2 separate regions of the Homo sapiens genome follow, and region 2 is linked to region 1. The links are chromatin contacts, found by Hi-C or POLR2A ChIA-PET in ENCODE. All regions are on one chromosome and are shown on one strand. The core of a region is the stretch at or near the end of the contact, and the rest is flanking DNA. Distances in the headings are between cores, read along the strand shown. Region 1 holds the start of SELENOS (selenoprotein S). Region 2 holds the start of PCSK6-AS1 (PCSK6 antisense RNA 1).

Region 1 (5,456 bases), core at 1,362-3,861:
CTATTAAAGAAAGCAAAATGTTTCATGAAAAAGATTACTGACTCCATTCTTCTGAAACTCACTCCTGTCAGGACATTTTTGGTAATGGGGAAGACACAGGCACATGCACACACACACTCACATGCTCCCTGCTCCAGCCTGTCCCTCCTTTTGTGCTCTGGACCTTTCATGGTAATATATTCACACATCTAGTGTTCCCTAACAATCGTGTATTCTTCTTGATATCACCAATACTTACATGGTAGGAACTGAAATGCTTATTGAATCTAATGGGATAGGACCTGGTCCTAGAAGCTTATAGACAACACAGACACAGGCATCGTTAGCCACTAAACCTCAGACAATTTCTATGCACACATTCAAACTGAAACCAGTTCATACTTGTTTCAGTTTTTCCTTATGCTTTTCAACTTGCGCATTTAGTTCTTCTTGCATTTTCAGTCGAGCAGCTGCTAAAGCTTCTTGTCGTTTAACAACAACATCAGGTTCTAAAATGTCAGAAAAAAATGGAGATAAAGCACTGTGTACAATATAAAATAGAAACTTTTGAGTGTCCATATTATTAAAAGTATAAAGAGGTATGGATATCAGACAATGAAACAACATATTTTTACATAAGTACTCCTAACCCCTCTGCATACATTTTACTGCTTCAGGGGGCAGGGGTCTGTTGCTGAGCCACGGATTTTAGCCCGAAATATCTACATCACCAGAAATCTGTTAGAAATGCCAATTTCTGAGTTCCCCTGAGCAATTCCGATTCATAAAGCCTGGGATAGTGGCCACACAGAGCACATCTTGGATACCTCAGTGACACCCACAGTCTCTAGGCTGACTAGAATCCTGGAAGACTACCAAGGAAATATAAAGTTTTCTAAATCATTATCCATCCCTTAATTAGCGCAGAAGATTCTTAAGTATTTGTTTCTACAGAAAAGAAAAATCCTTCCAAATAGCATTATGAATAGAAATGAACTCATTTCTATTCATAACGTCTACTCATAGAGTCTCGCTCTTTGCAACAAGGCTAGACTCCATCTCATAGAAAAAAAAAAAAAAAAGAAAGAAAAGACAGTCTCACTCTGTTGCCCAGGCTGGAGTGCAGTGGCACAATCTCAGCTCACTGCAATCTCCAGCTCCCAGGTTCAAGCGATTTCTCCTGCCTCAGCCACCCTAATAGCTGGGATTACAGGTGCCCGTCACCACGCCCCACTAATATTTGTATTTTTAGTAGAGACAGGGTTTCACCATGTTGGCCAGGCTGTTCTCGAACCCCTGACCTCAAGTCATCCTCCTGCCTCGGCTTCCCAAAGTGCTGGGATTACAGGTGTGAGCCACCGCGCCCCACCGAGAACCATATACTTCCTACTTTTTTTTTTTTTTTTTTTTTAAAGACAAGGTCTCAATCAATTGCCCAGGCTGGAGTGTAGTGTGGCCCGAGCATAGCCCACTGCAGCTTTGACTCCCTGGACTCAAGTGATTATCCCGCCTCAGCCTCCTGAGCAGCTGGGACTACAGGTGCGTGCCGCCACTCCCGGCTATTTTTTTTTTTTTTAAATAGAGACAGGGTCTTCCTGTGTGGCCCCTCTTACTTTTACTAAGAGACTAACTCTTAATATAAAGGAGGTGCAAAACCACCGCTTTCATTTCGGTTATCAGGCACTAACCCACAGCAGCCGCAGCTCGGTCCAGCTGCCTCTGCCTCAAGGCTCTTAGCCGGGCGGAAAGCTTCTGAAAGACCACGTAGAGAAGGATGCAGCTGAAGACGATGTACCAGCCATAGGTGGCCAGCAGGGAGCCCACTGAAAAGAAAAACAGTTTTCAAAAAACTAAAAATGACACTACTAGTTGACCTTTCCATAAGACTCAACAAACACAAAGTGTAACTCCTGCCCTCAAAGCCTTCATGGTCTAGGCTGAGGAAAAAGCCTCCTAAGTAGATCGTTAAAACACGAACTCAAGAAGTGCGACAATTCAGGGATCACTGAGAAGTGAGACTTCCCAACCATCTGGGGAGTCGGGGGCAGTTAGAGTGTGGAGGGCACAGCAACTGGGTTTTGAAGAATGAAGAGCAACTAATCTGAATCAGGAAGGCAAAGGCCTTTCAGAGCCACATAGAAAGGGGTGACAGCGCGGGGAGTCAGGAGTGTGTATGGGGCTGTGTGGGACGGGTCCCAGAGGCAAACGCCAACGGCCGAGTGACCCCAGTAACTACCACAGGAAGGGCTTGGTTCGCAAAAAAGACTTGCGCAAACAAGGGACAGCCGAGCCGCCCAGGGAAGTGCGGCTCCCGAGAAGCCTCCGCGCAAGGTCCGGGCCTGCTGCCCAAGGTCCGCGTAAGCGCCAACGCCCGACCGTTCCCAGGCCTCCCAGGCTCCGGCGCCCGGTGCAGCGGCGGACGACCCACCCATCATGGCTGCGCGTCGCAAAAGTGGCGGCGCGCGCCCGGCTGCCCCGCAACGACTCACCCGTGGTGTGCAGGAAGCGCAGCCCCTCGGTCTCCAGGGCCGGCCGCGCGGACAGAGACTCCTCTTGGCGTTCCATGACCGCCGCCGCCGCCGCCGCCCAGCCCTGCCGCCGCGCCTCCAGCCGGGCGCTTCCGGTGCGCTCCTACGCACACGTGGCGCGCCCGGACGCGGTCGTGGTCCCGGCCAATCGCAGGCCGACCCCGCCCCGTCGCTGGGCCAAACGCAGGGGGGCGTGGCCGAGGGGCGTGGCGGGGGAGAAATCCCGGCTACGCTCGCCGGGGCCGGGACAGCGCGTGTGGGAACGTTCTGTGCTATCTCTTGGCTTGAGTCGGGGGTGGAGGACGGACCTCGTTCACGGATTTCTTACCGAATTTCTACTTTCTTTTTTTTTTCTAATTGGACACTGAAGCCAAGGAAGTCAGTGGTCGCCCGGAAGCAGGATTTGCACCCACATCCTTGCCCGGGGCACATTGGACAACAGGGCTCAGTTGGTTGACGACTCCCAGCATTTGAGGGTTGCAGCCAACGTCCACCCCAAGTGAAGACACGAAATGTGAGCAGCCTCCTGCTCCTGCTGCTGGTGATACCTTTCAGGCCAAGAAAGTCCCCACCGATCCTCAAGGTTCTTTCTCCAAAATCAAAGCCTTTTAGGAAAGAACGATCATAGTAACTGCTCTAACCTGTGTTGAATTATACTGTATCACCACAAGACACGATCACAGAGTTACTTATAATAGTGTCCTGGCTGTGTTCCTCTGCCTGCAACGCCGTCCCGCACCCTCTTCCACCACTCAAACGTCACCACCTTTATGGTGACCATAACCATCCTATTTGAAATGTGACCTTGGGTTTTTCTGGAGCATTTGAAGTGCACATACCTAGCTGTGTTTCAAAAGAAGGGTTGGGAATTGGGAATAGAACTGAAAAAATAATGAATAGGTGACAACATCCGAGTGCTGCGTCACCACTGTCGCCAGGAGCAGTGTGGGGAAGGCAAACCATGACATGAAGCGTGAACGCAATCAGTGTTTCTTCAATGCAGGTTTGCCAAGAAGTTCCTCAAGGGGGACAGCTGCAGGGATTTGAGCACTGACCTCATCAAGCTTTCCCAGCAGTGTGTTCAGAAAGCAATAAAGGGGACCTGGCATTCATGAGCCATAGCAAAGAGAAGCCTGAAAGCTCTTCTTCCCTGTTGGCCACCTTGAAAATGGACTCCTCAGATGAACCGAGGACTCTGGATGTTATCCATAAAGGCTGTGAAGATAGCTTATCGATTTAATGAGGAATTTTAGGAGGGAGAATTTCCTTCTTCATGTTTGCCTTTCCGTTGTAAAAGGTGATGAACCATCACCACTCTTTGCTTTGCTACAGATGATTTCTCACTTGCTCTGGCATCTTGCAGGAACATTTATGTGCTAAATTGAATGACTTCTATGGAATTAGTTGCAATTCTCAGTCCCAGATTAGCTTTAAATCCGCCTTACATCTAAATACTGATAAACTAGACAGGATGAGCAGGGTTGCCTCAACTATTTTGTTAGGCTGTGAAGGACATTAGGTATACCGTACTGGGGTCATAGTTCATGGAAAAAAATGGTTAGGGCCTCACTTTTCTCTCAGGAAACTCATACCAAAACAGTTTCAATCAATGCTTGGGAGCAGTTTTATTTTTATACAGTAACTTAACAGGATGGTTTAACACAAGAGTTCCCCATCTTGACAAGGTGTCAGATGAAGACTTGAGAGCTTCAAGAATGTTGCAGTGGGCCAGGAGTGGTGGCTCTTGCCTGTAATCCTATTGCACTTTAGGAGGCTGAGGCAGGAGGATCACTTGAGGCCAGGAGTTCAAGACCAGCCTGGGCAACACAGCAAGATCCCATCTCTACAAAAAAATTTGGCCAGGCACGGTGGCTCACGCCTGTAATCCCAGCACTTTGGGAGGCCGAGGTGCATGGATCACCTGAGGTCAGGAGTTCAAGACCAGCCTGGCTAACATGGTGAAACCCTGTCTCTACTAAAAATACAAAAATTAGCCAGGTGTGATGGCGGGCGCCTGTAATCCCAGCTACTAGGGAGGCTGAGGCAGGAGAATCGCTTGAACCTGGGAGGCAGAGGTTGCAGTGAGCTAAGATTGTACCACTGCACTCCACAGCCTGGATGACAGAGCAAGACTGTCTAAAAAAGAAAGAAAAGAAAAGAAAAAAAACCCACAAAACTTAGTTATGGAAGAAGATCCTAAATTGCAAAGATTTGTTGTTGCCGGCTTTCAATCCATGTCAATGAATTAAAGTCAACGTGCACAGTATAAAAATGCCAAAATGTTGCATCTGATTAAATGAAGGGAACGTTTGCTTTATTTGCCTTGTTTAGCTACCTTATCCTGTAATGTCTGTAATCACAAAGATGGAATAAATTGTAACATTTTAGGTTCTATCATTAAAAAAAGGCAACAATCCTTTTCACTCAGGACTTTGCGATATAAAATGGAAACCAGTATTAACTCATGAAAATAATGCACATTCTAAGCATATAGAAAACCAAAGTATCCTTGTAAACTATTGTGAACTATTGTATACATATATACATATAATGCATATATTCCACTAAAATCTAATAGATATTATTTGAATGCATGGATGATGGCTTTTCAGTTCCTAGCACATTGATCTTATGGTCCTATTGATAGAAGTTACTCATCCTAGCCAGGAATTTGTTACCTTTGTCCCTTTAATCAGGTGTTATAACCTCACCTGGCTTGGCTTGTCTAGAACTGGAAAGGTATTTCAACAAACACTTTGCTCAATGTAATTGCTCAGGTATTATTTGCAAAAAGAGGACAAAGGTGGACAGTAACCAGGGCTGCCACCTATCACTGACTGTTGTAGGCTAAATGATTGGCCGAGGCTGAAAGAGTGGCCCTAATTTGTCACTCCTTCTCACAGCCATATCCTTGCTATGGCAAGGTCAAAGGAGTATATTTCCCCATCA
Region 2 (5,903 bases), core at 1,766-4,265, 57 kb after region 1:
ATCCTTGGGAGTAACTGTGTCCTTCCCACATCCTGACCTCAAGGACTGAAAGTGGATGTACTTGAGGGAGTCAGGAGGCTGAGCTGTGAGATGGGGGCCTTTGGAAAGGGGGTGCTCCTAGAAGTGGCTAACTTACCAGGGGGCAAGACCCCATTCTGGTTGGGCATATAGACCCTGCTCTCCCAGCTGGGAAGGTTGGAAAATACTTACTGGTTTGAAGCATACTTACTGGTCTGTAAAATATTAGCAGAGCCTGGGGTGGATTGAGCTGTGTGAGTGCAAATTGCCATGATTATTATGACTCCCAGGCAAGAGAGACACACAACCATCAGCCCCACCTTTGCCAGGAGCAGCCCTACATTTTAAGAGCTACTCTGGACAATCAAAGCTCGTGGAAGCTGGCCGTCTCCTCTTACTTCAGGCTCATTACCTGTGTAATCTTCCTCATCTTCAGGAACTTCCACCTGGGAGGGTGACAGGGCAGCCTTGGGTGGCTCCAGCTCTGGGGCTGAGAGCTCCAGCATCCGCGAGCGGGACTGATGGGCACTGAAGGTGTGGTACGGGTGCTCTGCTGTGCCATACAGTATGAGGCTCCATTCTTTCAACTTCCCTGGAAGGCACCAAACCCACAGAGTTACCTGCCTGTGCCAAGACCTCTGTCACTCACAGAAATAAGCCAGATGCTGCCTGGCTCCTCCCCTGATAGCTGGGCTCTGGCCTGCTACCTTCACTTCCTGGTTACCTGCTGGCCAGCTGTGCACCTATTGCCCAGGCCACATGCTGCTTTCCCCCAGTGTCTCATTCCTGCAAGCCAGTGCCCTTTTATTCCTGTTCTATCGAGCTGCCCTCCGCTTCCTGTCCCTGCTGGGATGGAGGTCAGCCGGGCTGGACTCTCCACTGTCCTGGAGGCTGTCCTCTGCCCTGCTGATCTCACTGCAGCCTCCCTCGATGCTGCCTCCCCGATGCCTAGCAGCAGCCACCTTCCCGTCTTGGGATATCCGGTGGGTAAATCTGGTGCCAGGCCTGGCTGTGAGTCTTGCCCTACAGCATCCAAGTGTGATAACTGGGTTGCATGGAGGAGTCCTGCTGTTTGGATCCTTGATCCTAGATCATGGGAAGACTCAGTCTTGGGCTCTCTCCTCCACAGCTAGCCCAGGACAGTGAGGGATGTTCTGGGGGATAGCAGTGCTGGTAAAAACCCAAATGTCTGCAGAAGCTGGGTGGAGGAAGAACATCTTTGAAAGCAGGGGGATGAGTAGACAGACACCAGGCTCCATGGGGGACATCAGAGACAGACAGACACAGGAAAGACAGTGCTGATGGGAGAGCTCCCAGCCAACATGGGGGCAGCTGGGGTCCCGCCCCACCGACAGCTCCACAGGGAGCGATGGCCCATGCAGCTGTCTGTTCTCAGGTATCAAGCAAAGTGAAAATCCTGGTAGCAATTTCCAGGTGAATTCCTGATGTTATAAAACACATTATAAACAGTCCCCAATTTATGACAGTTTGACTTACAATTTTTTGACTTTACAATGGTGTGGAAGCCAGATGCATTCAGTACACTCCTAGACTTAATGATGGGGCTATGTTGGGATGAATCCACCATAAGTTGAAAATATCATCGAAATAAGTCAACTTGCAATTTGTAAGTCAAAGAGCATCTATGCAATTAATTAACGCCTATCTGCAGGCCGACTCTGCTGCTGGCCACTGGTTTAAGCTTCTTCTTCTTCTTTTTTTTAACCACGGCATCCCCAGAATTCAGAGCAGGGTTACTGTTTAGAAGGTCATCACCCCACATAGTTGAGGGGGCCAGGGGCCAGTGTGACCTGCCCAAGGACAGCTGCTCATGCTGACGGGGCTCCCGGACGCCCCAGCCTTTCAATGTTTGTTTCTAATTGGATTGGCTCAATAGGAAACACATGCACACACATGTTCAGCTGTGAACCCCCTCAGTGGGCCCTCATGACTGTCTCCTGCGACCCAAGCTGGGGACAGGGCCATTGCTGGCTCAATGTCTCTGTTGGCTGAAAAATCCCTGCTTCCTCTTCCTTTCCTGCCATGGGGTTTCTTGGCAATCAGAATGGTTTCGGGGAGGAAGAATACTGCTCTGATTCTTTGCTGTTGACTGTGTTTTCTCAACACTTACCTCTGCCCATGCTCGCTACTCCACCCGCTGGCTCTAAATGGCAGCCTGTCTGTCTTTACATACCTGCCTATGCACTGTTTCTGCAATGCAGGCCCCTCTGCCAGTACAACTTTACTTTTTGTTCCAATTCTGGAAATCTCTTAGCGTTTCTAAATTCCAGAACAGGAGCTCCTGCTCATCCTCATACCATAAGCCCATAGGCTGTAATCCACACCATCCTGGGTGGGTGGGCGGGCAGGTGAAAGACAGGCGGGACTGGCCCCACTGGTGCGATTCGAAATGGCATTCGACACTGACCCATTTACACAATGTGGCATGTGGCAGCCCTGTTTCATTTTAACCACAGCCTCAACTGGCTAAGTACTAGGTTGCAAAAGGCTGGAGCCTGCACACTGTCCCAAGTCAGATTCTGTACTGCCCAAGCCTCCCTTAGCCTGGACAGGGCCGGAAGAGGTAAGCAAGGCCCTCCTACATGAAACAGCATCCCCAGCATAGCATTTCTAGCACACGGTCTTCCACAGGGCTCGGTTCATTAAGCCCCACAGCAGCTCCCCCTCCCTGACACAGTTCCTAACCCAGCCTACGTGTGTGGTGACAGCGACACAGGAAGTTGTTCTCACCGCTGCAGCAGTGACACAGGAAGTTGTTCTCACCGCTGCAGCAGTGACACAGGAAGTTGTTCTCACCGCTGCAGCAGTGACACAGGAAGTTGTTCTCACCGCTGCAGCAGTGACACAGGAAGTTGTTCTCACCGCTGCAGCAGTGACACAGGAAGTTGTTCTCACCGCTGCAGCAGTGACACAGGAAGTTGTTCTCACCGCTGCAGCAGTGACACAGGAAGTTGTTCTCACCGCTGCAGCAGTGACACAGGAAGTTGTTCTCACCGCTGCAGCAGTGACACAGGAAGTTGTTCTCACCACTGCAGGTGCAGAAAACAAGCCTGGTGAGGAACCTCTGACTCTCCTCAGCTCCTTAGGGTCCAGTTACAGCCACATTCCGACCACAAAGGAATCCGAGCACTTTAACCACCAAGTGGTGCACTGAGATTGGCTGGGGTTGTGATGATGGTAGGACAGGGACCAAGGGCTCTAGAGGCTATCATTTGAGTTGAAGTTTATTTCAATTATAGAGGATGTCTCCAAAAACACCCACAAAAGGCCTGGTCACCAAAACTGGATTTTTATTTTCAGATATAGTTTTGGTGGGACAAACAAGAGGGGCTGCTCCACACTCAGGGTCAGTGGTGTGCACTGTGTGGAAAAAGAGAGCAGGAAGAATTCCCAGGGACCCAGCAGACAGGCAGCCTCATGGGAGGAGGCTGGACTGGAATGGAAGAGAGACTTCATTATTATTACACTCTCTGTTTGACTTTATGTGTGTGTGTGTGTATGTGTGTATGTGTGTATTTAGACAGGGTCTCACTCTGTTGCCTAGGCTGGAGTACAGTGGTACGATCATGGCTCACTGCAGCCCCAACTTCCCAGGCTCAAGCCATCCTCCCACCTCAGCATCCCAAGTGGCTAGGACTACAGGTGTGCACCACCACGCCCGGCTACTTTTTGTATTTTTGGTAGAGATAGAGTTTCACTATGTTTCTCAGGCTGGTCTCAAACTCCTGAGCTCAAGCGATCCTCCCACGTTGGCCTCCCAAAGTGTAGGATTTACTGGTGTGAGCCACGCGCCCAGCCTGTTTGACTTTTTGTTAAAACCACAACATATGTTACCTGTTCATATATAAACATTAAAACTTTTTAAAAGTTTAATGTTTAAAATCTATGAATAAAGTGGTTGTATGGTCAAAAAACCCCATTAAAAAGCAGTAGTACTCGGGGTTTTGATTTTTGTCTCTGAATAAGTAATATACAAGGATGGCTCAGAAATGCAAAAGTATAAAAGTGCATATGACGAAGTCTCCCTCCCCATGGGCAATGTTGGTTCCCCGTTTCTTGTGTATCATTTCTGAAGCATTTTATTCTTATTCAAGCAAATATGAACATATGTTTCCCCATCCTTTTTGGTAACACACCTGCTAGCACTTTCTGCACCTTGAGTTTTCCATTAACAGTGTATCCTTATGATCCTTCCATGGCTGCACAGGAGAGATGTAGTGTTGTTTACTTAAACAATCCCCTACTCATGGACGTTTAGGTTGTTTATAAACTTTGGCAATTATAGTCATGTGTAGCTTAACTATGGGGATACCTCCTGAGAAATGCAGGTGATTTTGTTGTTTTGTGAATACCATAGAGTGTGCTTACACAAACCTAGATGGTACCCCTACTCCACACCTAGGCTATAGGGTACAGCCTGCGGCTCCCAGGCCACAAACCTGTGCAGGATGGTGCTGTATGGAATACTGTAGGCAACTGTAACACAATGATAAGTGTTTGTGTACCTAAACACACCTAAACATAAAAAGGGTACAGTCAAAATACGACATTAGAATCTTATGCAATGACTATTGAATATGGGGTCTGCTACTGATGGAAATGTCATTTTGCAGCACACGACTACACAAATAGTGCTCTATCCTTGGTCACATAGGGAGCAACTACTTGAGGTGAGCAGAGCAAGGGCCCTGGAACAACAGGGTCTGGAACCTGGCTTTGCCCCTGCTAGCAAATTACTTCATCTCTGTTCCTTAGTTTCCTCATTTGTAACGTGGGGATAATAATAACGTCTCCGAATGTCTACCTCACAGGGTTGCTTTGGAGATTAAATGACTTCATGATGGTAAAGCACTTAGAATAGAGACTGGCACGCAGGAGCTGTCCATTAAGGGAAACCTACTGCACACGTCATTTCAGCTGTGTGCATGTGTACCTGTAGGCTACATTACTAGACGTAAAACTCGTCACACGTCACATGTCACACGTCAAAAGGAACGGGCTCCCTTGCAGCCTGCAGCTATGGCTTACATTGCCAATCCGATAACTCAGAAAGGTTAACGTCGCATTTCTCTCATTATATGAGAAACGGAGCATCCTTTTCATATAATTAAGAGCAAGACAAATTTCTGATTTGATAAAATTAAAAGCAATTTATAAACTTGTAAATTTACCAAAGATATTTGCTAGGAACAAGGGATGAGACGTCTAAGATGCATAGAAGCAGATCTTAGCTGCATTTGTAACAAGGGCCAGTGGAATGAAATGGTGTTTTGCTCACACATGGTTTGTATTTTTGTTCTTTCTCTCGATCTGCAAGATACTCATGACAGCCTATGAGGGGCCAGGCACTGACTGAGCTAACAACCTGCGGAGCTGAGAGCTGGGAGCTCCAAAAACGCCAGCAGGGAAGAAGCAGTGGGACCAAAGCAACCCCTTCCTGCATGTGCCTCCAAAAGAGACCTTTCCTTTTCTAATAGGTGCGATTTGTGACACTTGACCTAAGGTTAGGTTTAGACAATGGTAATCTGGGAGACATTTATCTCTCTCTCTCTTTTTTTTTTTTTAGATGGTGTCTCGCTCTGTTGCCCGGCTGGAGTGCAGTGGCACCATCTCAGCTCACTGCAAGCTCCGCCTCCTGGGTTCACGCCATTCTCCTGCCTCAGCCTCCTGAGTAGCTGGGACTACAGGCGCCCGCCACCATGCCCGGCTAATTTTTGTATTTTTAGTAGAGATGGGGTTTCAGAATGTTTGCCAGGATGGTCTTGGTCTCTTGACCTTGTGATCCGCGTGCCTCCCAAAGTGCTGGGATTACAGGCATGAGCCACTGCACCTGGCCTATCTCCCCTTTCTAGTACTTAAATGCT

What was found. Hi-C counts contacts between places; a loop is a spot of excess contacts on that map. ChIA-PET counts read pairs that join two places held with the same protein, here RNA polymerase II (POLR2A). Pooled maps may share reads with other maps.
Region 2: a map of CD4-positive, alpha-beta T cell shows a loop between it and region 1 (8-fold over the local background). The contact joins the promoter of PCSK6-AS1 here to the promoter of SELENOS in region 1. A Hi-C loop is called at or near these places in 1 of 168 maps with a recorded cell type or tissue (CD4-positive, alpha-beta T cell) and 6 of 50 pooled maps. POLR2A ChIA-PET finds 5 or more read pairs at or near these places in 2 of 52 experiments (activated T-cell and activated naive CD4-positive, alpha-beta T cell).

Annotation. Positions count from the first base shown.
Region 1 is chr15:101,274,874-101,280,329 of GRCh38, forward strand. It overlaps SELENOS (selenoprotein S), which reads right to left and starts at 2,612. Exons shown (of 6, transcript NM_018445.6): 1 at 2,469-2,612; 2 at 1,668-1,802; 3 at 382-488. The coding sequence starts at 2,544. RefSeq lists a silencer at 2,488-2,817.
Region 2 is chr15:101,331,422-101,337,324 of GRCh38, forward strand. PCSK6-AS1 (PCSK6 antisense RNA 1) reads left to right here and starts at 3,016. Exons shown (of 3, transcript NR_132373.1): 1 at 3,016-3,092; 2 at 5,357-5,516; 3 at 5,606-5,903. PCSK6 (proprotein convertase subtilisin/kexin type 6) reads right to left here. Exons shown (of 22, transcript NM_002570.5): 14 at 431-610; 15 at 230-268. RefSeq lists a silencer at 2,734-2,793.